2 separate regions of the Homo sapiens genome follow, and region 2 is linked to region 1. A link is a contact called in ENCODE Hi-C or POLR2A ChIA-PET data. All regions are on one chromosome and are shown on one strand. Each heading gives the region's core, a stretch centred on a gene start or an enhancer-like site at or near the end of the contact. The rest is flanking DNA. Distances are from core to core; before and after follow the strand shown.

Region 1 (5,468 bases), core at 1,841-4,340:
AAACCTTTATGGTGCTTTTGCCTCACAGCTCTTAAGATTCTTTCCTTCCTCTTAACTTTAGATAACCTGATGACAGTATACCTAAGAGATGATGTTTTTGTGATAAATTTCCCAGGTGTTATTTGAGCTTATTGTATTTGAATATCTAGGTCTGTAGCAAGACCAGGGAAGTTTTCATGGATTATTCCCCGAAATTTGTTTTCCTAACTTTCAGATTTTTCTTTTTCCTCAGGAACACCAACTATTTTTAGGTTTGGTCATTTAACATAGTCCCAGACTTCTTGGAGGCTTTGCTCATACTTTCTTATTCTTTTTTCTTTGTCTTTGTTAGATTGGATTAATTTGAAGACCTTGTTTTTGAGCTCTGAAGTCCTTTCTTCTGTTTGTTCAATTCTATTGCTGAGACTTTCCAGAGCACTTTGCATTTTTATAACTGTGTCCATTGTTTCCTGAAGTTTTGATTGTTTTTTATTTATGCTATCTACTTCATTGAATATTTCTCCCTTCACTTCTTGTATCATTTTTTTTTATTTCCTTAGACTGGGCTTTGTCTTTCTCTGGTGCCTCCCTGATTAGCTTAATAACCAACCTTCTGCATTCTTTTTCAGGTATATCAGGGCTTTCTTCTTGATTTGGATCCATTGGTGGTGAGTTAGTGTGATTTTTGGGGGTGTGTTACAGAACCTTGTTTTGTCATATTACCAGAGTTGGTTTTCTGGTTCCTTCTCATTTGAGTAGGCTCTGTCAGAGGGAATGTCTAGGGCTCAAGGCTGTTGTTCAGATTCTTTTGTCCCACAGGGTGTTCCCTTGATGTAGTACTCTTCCCCTTTTCCTAGGAATGTGGTTTCCTGAGAATGGAGCTGTAGTGATTGTTATCTCTTTTCTAGATCTAGTCACCCTGCAAGTCTACCAGGCTCTGAGCTGGCACTTGGGGTTGTTTGCACAGAGTCCTGTGATGTGAACCATCTGTGGGTCTTTCAGCCATGGATACCAGCACCTGCTCTGGTGGAGGTGGCAGGTGGGTAAGATGGACTCTGTAAGAGTCCTTGGCTTTGGTTGCTTAATGCACTATTTTTGTGCTGGTTGATCTCCTGTCCAGAGGTGGCGCTTTCAAGAGAGCATCAGCTGTAGTAGTATGGGGAGGAAGAGGTGGTGGCCAGGGCCCTAGAACTCCCAAGAGTATATGCCATTTGTTTTCAGTTACCAGAGTGGGTAGGGGAGGACCATTAGGTGGGGGCAAGGCTAGGTGTGTCTGAGCTCAGACTCTCCTTGGGCAGGTCTTGCTGCAGCTTCTGCTGGGGATGACGGTGAAGTTCTCAGACTAATGGAGTTATGTTCCTAGTAGGATTATGGCTGCCTCTATTGCATCATGCAGGTTGTCAGGGAAGTGGGAGAAAGCCAGCAGTGACAGGCCTCATCCAATATCCACACAACCCAAAGGGCCGGTCTCATTCCCACCACGTCCCCCACCAACAGCACCAAGTCTACTTCCAGGTAGTGGGTGAGCAGGACCGAGAACTTGCCCCAGGCTACCCACCTCCCAGCTGCAAAAGAAATTAGGGCTTTCCTTCTTTCCCCACCTGTGGAGTCTGCGCAATGGATTCACTCCCTCCCTTGAGTTCTGGCCAGGAGACTTCTCGATTGGTTGAAATTGTTAACAAAGTTCAGCTGGAGGTTTGCTTCTCTCTGTGGCCTTTACCCAGTGCCTCTGACCATCCTCCCCAAGGATCCCTGTGAGGCAGGGCAGAAATGGCTTGCTAGAGGACCCAGTGAGACCATAAGGCTTTTCCTGCTGCTTCCTCTACCCCTGTATTTAGCTTGTCTCTCTAAATTGACTCAGCTCCAGGTAAGGTCAGAATCTTTTCTCATAATCTAGACCTTCAGGTTCCCTAGTGGGGGTGTGTGTTCCAGGTGTTTCCCAAGCCCCGCGGGAGCAATCTGCTTTCTTCAGAGGGTCTGTGGGTTCTCTTGGCTTTCCTAATATATTCCTGCAGTCATTCTGGAACAAAAGATCATGATGCACGCCTCCACATACTGCTCTGTCCGTCTGAGTGGGAGCTGCAATCTACTCCTGCTTTCTGTCCACCATGATTCTCCCACAATCTCTCTTGGTCAGGACACTGTCTCCAACTGTGGCCCTGGCTTGGCCTCCTCCAAGGTGCTGGTTGACAAGATAATGCAATTTTTGACCTAAAATATCATGTCTTCTGCCAGCATTCATGAAACTATGAGAGGCTAACTTATTAGCTTGCAAGTAGGGTGAAATCTCAGACCCTTTACAGTTCTTGATAAGTAATTTCTAGTTAGACTTCCAAACAACCGTGTGATACCCTATTTCTTGATATTCATGGACAAATAGATTTTTACTCAAAAGAATTTTGAAAAAGAAAGAAATTAAGGATGAAATAATGTGTCTGGGTCAAATTACTATACTTCACAATAGACATCTATGAAGTGATTTTGAAAAGTTTGTGAAAAATTGAATTAAAATATAAAAATAAAAATATAAATTTTATTTCTTACCATAAGCTCTACCAAATTCAGGACACTTTTGTAAGCAATGATACTGGCCATTTAGTCCATTCCTGAAAACTGAAGGTTGTGGAAATTTAACCACCTCAATGCAGTTATTTTAAATTACAATTATTATTATTATTATTATTATTATTATTATTTTGAGATGGAGTCTTGCTCTGTCACCCAGGCTGGAGTGCAGTGGTGCGATCTTGGCTCACTGCAAACTCTGCCTCCCGGGTTCAAGCGATTCCCCTGCCTCAGCCTCCTGAGTAGCTGGGATTACAGGCGTGTGCCATCATGCCCAGCTAATTTTTGTATTTTTAGTAGAGATGGAGTTTCACCGTGTTGGTCAGGCTGGTCTCAAACTCCTAACCTCAAATGATCCACTCACCTCAGCCTGCCAAAGTGCTGAGATTACAGGGGTGAGCCACCACACCCAGCTGTCATTTTTAATTAGTAACTGAAGAAAAATAAATGCCTTTTACAGATTTTTTTTTAAGATTAGGAAATGAAGTCAGAAGCCAAATCATGACTGTAAGGTAGTTGCCTAACAATTGCTTAATAATTTTGAAATACTTCCAAAACTGCCCTTGTTTGATAAAAGGAATGAGCAGGGGCATGGTTGTGGTGGAGAATAACTCTGGTGAAACTTTCCTTGGTATTTTTCTGCTAAAGTTTTGTCTAACTTTTTCAAAACACTCTCATAATAAGCAGATGTTATCATTCTTTAGCCCTCCAGTAAGTCAACAAGCAAAACGACTTGCGAATCCTAAAAACGCTGTTGTCATTACCTTTACTCTTTATTAGTCTGATTTGCTTTAGCTGGACCATGCCCACCTCTTAGGAACCATTGGTTTGATTATGCTTTGTCTTCATGATCATTCAAGTAAAGTCATGTTTTATCTCATGACAATTCTTTGAAGAAATGCTTCGGGATCTTGATTCTACTTGTTTAAAATTTCCATTGAAAGCTCCACTCTTGTCTGCAGCTGAGCTGGTTTTGGCACCCATTGAGGGAAAAGTTTTATAATTTAATTTTTTAGTCAGAATTGTATAAGCTGAACCAGTTGAGATGTCAGTGATGTTGGCTATTATTTCTACTGTTAATTGTTGGTCGTCTTTATTCAGGGCATGGACTAGATGAGTTTTTTTCCTCACAAATTAATGTGGATGGTCTGCCACTACAGGCTTCATCTTCAAAATCATCTTGTCCATCTTTTATGTTTTGACCCGAACATAAAAGTCAAAACCATAAAATTTTAAGGAAAATATCTTCACACCTTGGAGGCCGGCAAATATTTCTTATTTAGAGCACAAAAAGCGATGTGTAAAAATTTGTTTTTTTTTTTTTAGACAGAGTCTTGCTCTGTTACCAGGCTGGAGTGCAATGGTGCAATCTCAGCTCACTGCAACCTCTGCCTCCTGGGTTCAACTGATTCTCCTGCCTCAGCCTCCCAGGTAGCTGGGACTACAGGCGCCCACGACCACGCTTGGCTAATTTTTGTATTTTTTTTTATAGAGATGGGGTTTCACCATGTTGGCCAGGATGGTCTTGATCTCTTGACCTCAGATCATGAGGTCAAGATCTGCCTTGGCCTTCCAAAGTGCTGGGATTACAGGTCTGAGTCACCGTGCCTGGCCCAGTGTAAAATTTTTAAAATTATAAATATTACTTAATATTTATTGAAAGATAATAAACTAGACTTACATATTTATAGCCTGTCTCACTGAAGATCCTACTAAAATTTATATATATAAACTTTAATTTTTTTCATTCTAGGTAATGAAGGGGACATGAAATGTCATCAGTAAATAAGCAAACTCAGTTAAATTCTGTTGGACAAAAGCAGTGGTTACTGTGGGAACAGAACAGAGGTTAGAATACTAGCACAAAAAGAATATAGGGAAGAAATAAACAAATTTGTCACAAAGAACCATAGAGAGCCAGGGAATTCAGCAAAAACATTGGTATAGAAATGGAGGACAGGAATGAAATGTGGGGCTGAAAACAGAAGGAATAATTTATTACAAAGTGTGATAGATGTCATGGCTCTCACTCATATTTTTTGTTTTATTTCTTCTCAGTACAAGGTAAGATTATACTGCCCTGTCCCCCTGAAGTCAGAGATGCCAAGTGACTTGATTTGTTTAATTAAATGTTAGTGAAAGTAATATGTGGCACTTCCTTTAACATCCATGACAATTTACTCAACTTTCACTTCTGTGGCACTCTACTCTCTTGGTTTTATTCTCACTGTCAAGCTACAAAAACTTACTCTCTTTAGCAGCCATCCCTTTCCTGCTCATACCCTAAATCCTGTATTCTTTGTAGTTCTGCCCTAAGCTTCTTATTTTATCACTGCAGATTCTCCACAGATAATCTCATTTATTCTAAGTCTTAATTACTATCCGCACTTCTGACTCTCAAATATACTGTATTAGTTCATTCTCACACTGCTATAAAGACATACCTGAGGCTGGATAACTTATGAAGAAAAGAGGTTTAATTGACTCACAGTTCTGCCAGCTATACAGAAGACATGGCTGGGGAGGCCTGAGGAAACTTACAATCATGGTGGAAGGCAAAGGGGAAGCAGGCACAATCTTCACATGCAGAGCAGGAGAGAGAGAGCAAAGAGGGAAGTGCCACACACTTTTAAACCATCAGATCTTATGAGAATTTACTCACTATCTTGAGAATAGTATGGGGAAAATCCACCCCCATGATTCAATCACCTCCCACCAAGTACCCTGTCAACACTGGGAATTATAATTCAACATGAGTTCTGGGTGGAGATACAGAGCCAAAATATATTATTCCACACCTAGCCTCCCTGAAATCTCATTTCCTTCTCACATTTCAACACAGAATCATGCTTACAAAACAGCCCCCAAGAGTCTTAACTCATTCTAGCATTAACTCAAAAGTCCAAGTCCAATGTCTCATCTGA
Region 2 (5,468 bases), core at 868-3,367, 650 kb after region 1:
TAACTTTTTTTTTTAATGACAAGTTAAACTTCACTATACTGAAAAAAAAAAAAAACCTCAAATACATAACTAAAACTAACCTGAGACAGGAAAAATAACAAATGGGGAGGGGAAGGCTGAAGGTAGAAGAATGAAACAGGTTCCAAGACAACAGGCCTCGATGCTCACTAAAAGTCCATCCTGAGAGGGCAAGCGGAACACCTTTGCCACCACCCACCTGGAAATACAGCAATGCTCCTGCCTGCATAAAGATTTCTTCACAGGGTCCTTTAAAACTGTCTATTTCTAAGAGGTCCCTTCCACTACAGGTAAAAGGAAATTCCCTCTACCCTAGGGCCCCTCAGGATCCCTTCCTCTCTCACACGTTTCTTCGACTGCTCCTGATTTAAGCATTCAGCTGGCCACGCAACGCAAGAAGCAATAAGAACACAAAAACCCTACCCTGTTCCTCCTCTATCCGTGGCCTTTGCCACCACCTCCACAACCTAGTTCAGATTCCTCTTCTTTTCTCAAGGGAACGTCTAAAGCTCTCAAGTCCGTTTTGGCAGGGCGATTTTGTAAGTCTGAAACATTTCAGTGTGTCTCTCGATCTCAGGCAGCTCAAAAGAAAAGATCTGCTGGCTGCGTGAAGGTGCATTAGAAACCTGCTGCTACCTTGCAGCCTGGGCTGAGCATATGCTCCGGAACTTGCTTCTCTTCCAACATCCTGCACCTCAGGTCAGCATTCCTTCTTTAAAAGGCCTTGTTGGGTAAGAGCATGTCCACCAACAGAACCCTGTAATTCTCCCTTGTTTTCTCGGACTCCCCTGCGTGCTGCAGAAGCCTGGGCGTTAGTGGGGTAGTCCCGAGTGGAACTGGGCCGAGGTAGGTGCCGGGACGCACTACCTGGATGGGGCCAAATTGGAAGGAGATTCGCCCTGACTGAGGTACAGGTGTTTCTTCTCCCCACATGCTGGAACCCAGGAGGCTCCAGGTGCTTCCCCACGAGACATGCCTCGGTATGCAGACTGAGGCCAAGTTCTCGGCGCCCTCAGCCCCGCCAGTAGCGGAACTCCTGCCCGCTGAGCGAGGGCCCTCATGAGAAGGGAAGGTCGCGTGGACAGGCTGCCAGGGGCAAGCGTTTTTAGATTACTTCCTCCTTCTTGGCCCCAGATGCACTTGTGAGTTGGGGGTGTGCGCGGTGGGGTGGGAGGGTGCTTGTGCCCAAAAAGTCTGGGAACGAAAGCTACTGCTGGCTCGAACCCGGACTAGCAAAGTGCGGAAAGCCCGTGGCACAGGAGTGGGTGCCAGGCAGCCCGCACGCAGGTGACCGGCGGACCCCCTCCCCAGGCCCGGGCGGCGGCGGGGCGGGGTGGGGTGGGACTGACCCCTGGCTCCGCCCCGCGGCGCCCCCCGCTGGGCCCCGTTTCCTCCCCCCCCCTCGCGTCCCCGCCGCCCGCACTCACAGCGCTTGGGTGAAGGCGCTGAGCCCCTCGGGCACGGCCGTCAGCCCCTTCCCGGAGCAGTCCACCCGACGGTCGCCGTCGCAGCTGCAGGGCGCCGCGCAGAGAGGCGGCGCCGCGCCGCTGGGCCCGGCCGAGCCGAGCAGCCCCAGGGCGAGGAAGCAGAGCAGCCCTAGCGGGCCCGGCATTGCTGCGGCCGCCTCCCGCGCCGGCCTCTCCCGCGGCGCTGCTCGCTCCGCTGCCCTCCGATGTCCCCCGCCGCCCCCGGGCAGCCGGCCTGCGGGCTGGAGCGGGGGTCTCTTCCTCGGCGGTCCGCGCGGGCTCGGCCCCTTCAGCAGTCCGCCGCAGCGGCGCAGGGACGCGGCGCTCCGGAGTTTCGCCCTTCCCGCTGCTCCATGGACGCGCAGAGGCAGCCCCGCTCCTCCGGCGGCTCACGCCAGCCGGGCCGGCCCGGCGCAGCGGCGGGGGCCGCGCTCTGCCATCGCACCGGTCTCCCTGTCCCTGGCCTCTCAATGCAGCGGCTCTTCAAGGTTGCAGAGCGCAGCCTTCAGCCATGCCGGCCACTCGCCCCAGCCCCCGCCGTGGCTCTCGCACAAACACCCAGACTCTGGCTCGCTGTCTCCCAGCCGCGGCTCAATCTCTTCCCGTCCTTTTCCCTTCTAGGGTTGCACGCTCTGGTTCCCAAACCCCCGGCCGCTGGCTTATGCAAATCACTTAGGTACATGCAAAAGTATCCCTTCTCCCGGAGCGCCATTGGCCCGGGGAGGTCTCGAGCTCATTACTATGCAGAGAGGAGAGCCGCCATTGGCCAAGAGGAGGACCAGAGGGGCGTGTTTCTCGGGCGTGAGTGACAAGGTGGTGGTGGTTGTGGTGGTGGCGGCGGTGGTGGTGGTGGTGGTGGCGGCGGTGGTGGTGGTGGTGGTGGTGGTGGTTCAAGGCAAAATCTTGACTTGGCTGGATTTGTCTGGCAGGTTGTGGATTGAAGGTAGAAGGATAGTAGGACAAGGGGTCTAGTTTTTCCCTCCCCCACCCGTCTTTTTGTTCCCTCCGCAGAAATTGGATCTCCTAAATTGGATGACCTGGTAAGTAGAACTTCCCTCCAGCGTTCAGTTAAGTTTTAAATGACTCTCCGCTGTTCCAAAGGGCGAGGACGTCTGGAGCTCTGCAAACGGAAAAAAGATTTTGAAGAGGAGGAAAAAAGTTTCCCTCGATCTGACACACATCTTTGGGTTTTAGCTATACACTAAGTTAAAAGTGTACCCTCTCCAGTGCCTCACTTCACCTGGGATCTTTACACCTATCTTGATACACATTTGGTAGCTAAGTCTTAGCAATTCATTCTCCCCAGTCCTCTCTCTGTATTTGGTGTTTTTGGTGACTGCAAATTAGACTCCTTTCTCACGCACTTTAAAATCCTGAAACACAGGAATTTTGTAAAAGGTCAGAGAAAGTGATGTTTCTGAACACTGGACAATTTCCAAAACATCTGAGTGGGAGGTGACTACGGCTGAGAAGCCAGCAGCAACGTTGGTGTTAGGTAATTATCAGCATTCCCTCCTCTTCTGGATTTTGAGTCCCTGTGGCCTAATAGACCCCACGGAATCATTACCTGTACCAACTACGGCTTTAAGGGTACTTCGTTTCTTGCTCTCTGCCATGGCGTTGAGTCGTTTTACTCTATAATGGAGACATTTTTAATGAATACATTAAAACAAGCAGGATTCGGCCGGGCGCGGTGGCTCACGCCTGTAATCCCAACACTTTGGGAGGCTGCGGCGGGCGGATCACCTGAGGTTGGGAGTTCTAGACCACCCTGACCAACATGAAGAAACCCCGTCTCTACTAAAAATACAAAATTAGCCGGGTGTGGTGGCAGATGCCTGTAATCCCAGCTACTCGGGAGGCTGAGGCAGGCGAATTGCTTGAGCCCGGGAGGCGGAGGTTGCGGTGAGCTGGAGATCGCGCCATTGCATTCCAGCCTGGGCAACAAGAGCAAAACTCTGTCTCAAAAAAAAAAAAAAAAAAAAAAAAAAAAAGCAGGATTTAAAGATAATTATCATATAAAGTTGACTAGCCATCGTATGTAAATAAAACTTAGGACAATGGAAACAGGTTGATGCAGACCTATAAGTTTAAAATGAAAAAATTTTATCATCTTTGTATTTGGGAGTTTATCTAAAAGATAATGTCAGGTTGGGCACATAAGTCACATACAGTAAATCTGTCTAGAAGCTAGAGAGTTAATAAATAAACATATGCCTTCATTTCAAGTTTTAGGAATGACATATCTCCTCTCACTGCAGGGCTGAAAGACAACTTAAAGACCCCCAGAAAACTCTGGTTTTATAGATAAGAAATCTGAGGCTCGAGAGAGAGTGTGTTCTGCCCAACATCATCACGGAACAGCTCCTGGGCTCCTGGCTCCTAATCTGGTACTCTTAGAGCCTTCCCTAAATAGGCTTTCATCGTCTAAATCATTTCCATTATTTTCTAGCAACTGTCATGAACAAATAAGGAAGAAATTGTAAAGTTAGTTTCTGTAATCGTTTCTTTAAGATCTCTTCTTTTTTTTTTTTTTTTTTGAAACGGACTCTCACTCACTGTGTCCAGTGGCGTGATCTTGGCTCACTGCAACCTCCACCTCCCGGGTTCAAGTGATTCTCCTGCCTCAGCCTCCCCAGTAGCTGGTATTACAGGTGCCCACCACCATGTTTAGCTACTTTTTTTTTTTTTTTTTTTTTTTTTTTTTTAGTAGAGATGGGGTTTCTCATGTTGGCCAGGCTGGCCTCAAACTCCTCACCTCAAGTGATCCACCTGCCTTGGCCTCCCAAAGTGCTGGGATTACAGTCATGAGCCACGGAGTCCGGCTTATATGCAAATCTTGATTAAAAATGCAGAATGATTTAGTAGGCCTAAGTGGGGCCCAGAAACCAGCATTTTGTTGCACAGCAAGTGAAAGTGACACAGGTGATTCATGAACCACACTTGGAGAACTTTATTCTTTGTCTTCAAATAATAAAATCTTATGGCTGAAAACTTAGGTGAAAGGAGAGATTTATATTTTGAAAAAAGGGGAGATGCAGATTTTACTAAAAAATAAATTCCTATTGTCTATTAGATGACAAATGTAAGAAAGGAAGATTCAAATTTGCAGCTTAGCCAAGAAGATAAAAGATCAGGAACAAAAGACTTGGGTAGGGAACAGAAAAGATAAGATATATTGAAGTGTTTGTATTTCTTATTTGGTACATTTTGTATGCTTTGCATTAGAGATACATTGGTCAATTAGTCTCCATCTCTTGGATAAGATGTCCCAAGAAAGTATAAAGACAAAAAACAAAAAACCAGTGATTAAGGTAATATCTCAGATAACTAGAGAAAAATGATCAGCTCTTAAATAAATCATAAGGACTGGAAAGATACTGAGATAAACCAAATAAAAATTGACGGCAAGCAAAAAATAATAGGGTCTCTGTCTACAGATCGGTTCCTCTTAAAGTTTTCATTGGTTGTGTGTAAGTAAATTTGCGGCATCCACAGGCTAGATAAAAAATAGAACTGGGCTGCAACCCCTCTGCATATGTGGCATGGAGCTTATGGGCCATGAAGAAAGTACCCTATCGTAGTGATACTTGCCTTGGTGTCTTTGTGCAGAGCACACAGGACTTGTTGACTGATGGATAAGCTGGACTTCGGTTCTACCACCCCTTTACCCAAGAACTCTTGTAAACATAGAACCTGAACAAGTATATGCAGAGGCCCTACCTGTTGGGTGAACGGTTCAAGGTGCCCTGTTACAACAACAGCTCAGATACAGTGGGGGCTCTGAGTGCTGTAATGATTGACTGGATAAAAGTCCTCAAACATGTAGAATTTCACTTTTTATGAACTATTTCGACTTAGAAAAAGAGTTAACAGCAATCAGCTTAAGAAATATTACGAATGTAGTTGAAGCTCCCTTTGTACCACTCCCCAATCATATTCCTTTTCTTCCTCTCCCTGAGAAGTAAGCAGTTTCCTAAACTT

The links. Hi-C counts contacts between places; a loop is a spot of excess contacts on that map. ChIA-PET counts read pairs that join two places held with the same protein, here RNA polymerase II (POLR2A).
Region 2: a map with no recorded cell type shows a loop between it and region 1 (4-fold over the local background). The contact joins the promoter of LGR4 here to the enhancer-like site in region 1. A Hi-C loop is called at or near these places in 1 of 37 single-sample maps with no recorded cell type. POLR2A ChIA-PET finds 5 or more read pairs at or near these places in 1 of 52 experiments (OCI-LY7).

Annotation. Positions count from the first base shown.
Region 1 is chr11:26,817,906-26,823,373 of GRCh38, forward strand. No RefSeq gene overlaps it. Among named protein-coding and RNA genes, the nearest start is that of SLC5A12, 99 kb to the left of the region's middle. Within about 2 kb of position 3,091, at least 3 of the 41 ENCODE cell types and tissues checked have a DNase peak (open chromatin) inside an H3K27ac peak, as active enhancers do.
Region 2 is chr11:27,470,673-27,476,140 of GRCh38, forward strand. It overlaps LGR4 (leucine rich repeat containing G protein-coupled receptor 4), which reads right to left and starts at 2,118. Exons shown (of 18, transcript NM_018490.5): 1 at 1,446-2,118. The coding sequence starts at 1,630. It overlaps LGR4-AS1 (LGR4 antisense RNA 1), which reads left to right and starts at 1,059. Exons shown (of 4, transcript NR_131170.1): 1 at 1,059-1,160; 2 at 2,106-2,285; 3 at 2,496-2,524. RefSeq lists silencers at 1,232-1,291, 1,542-1,711, 1,842-1,891.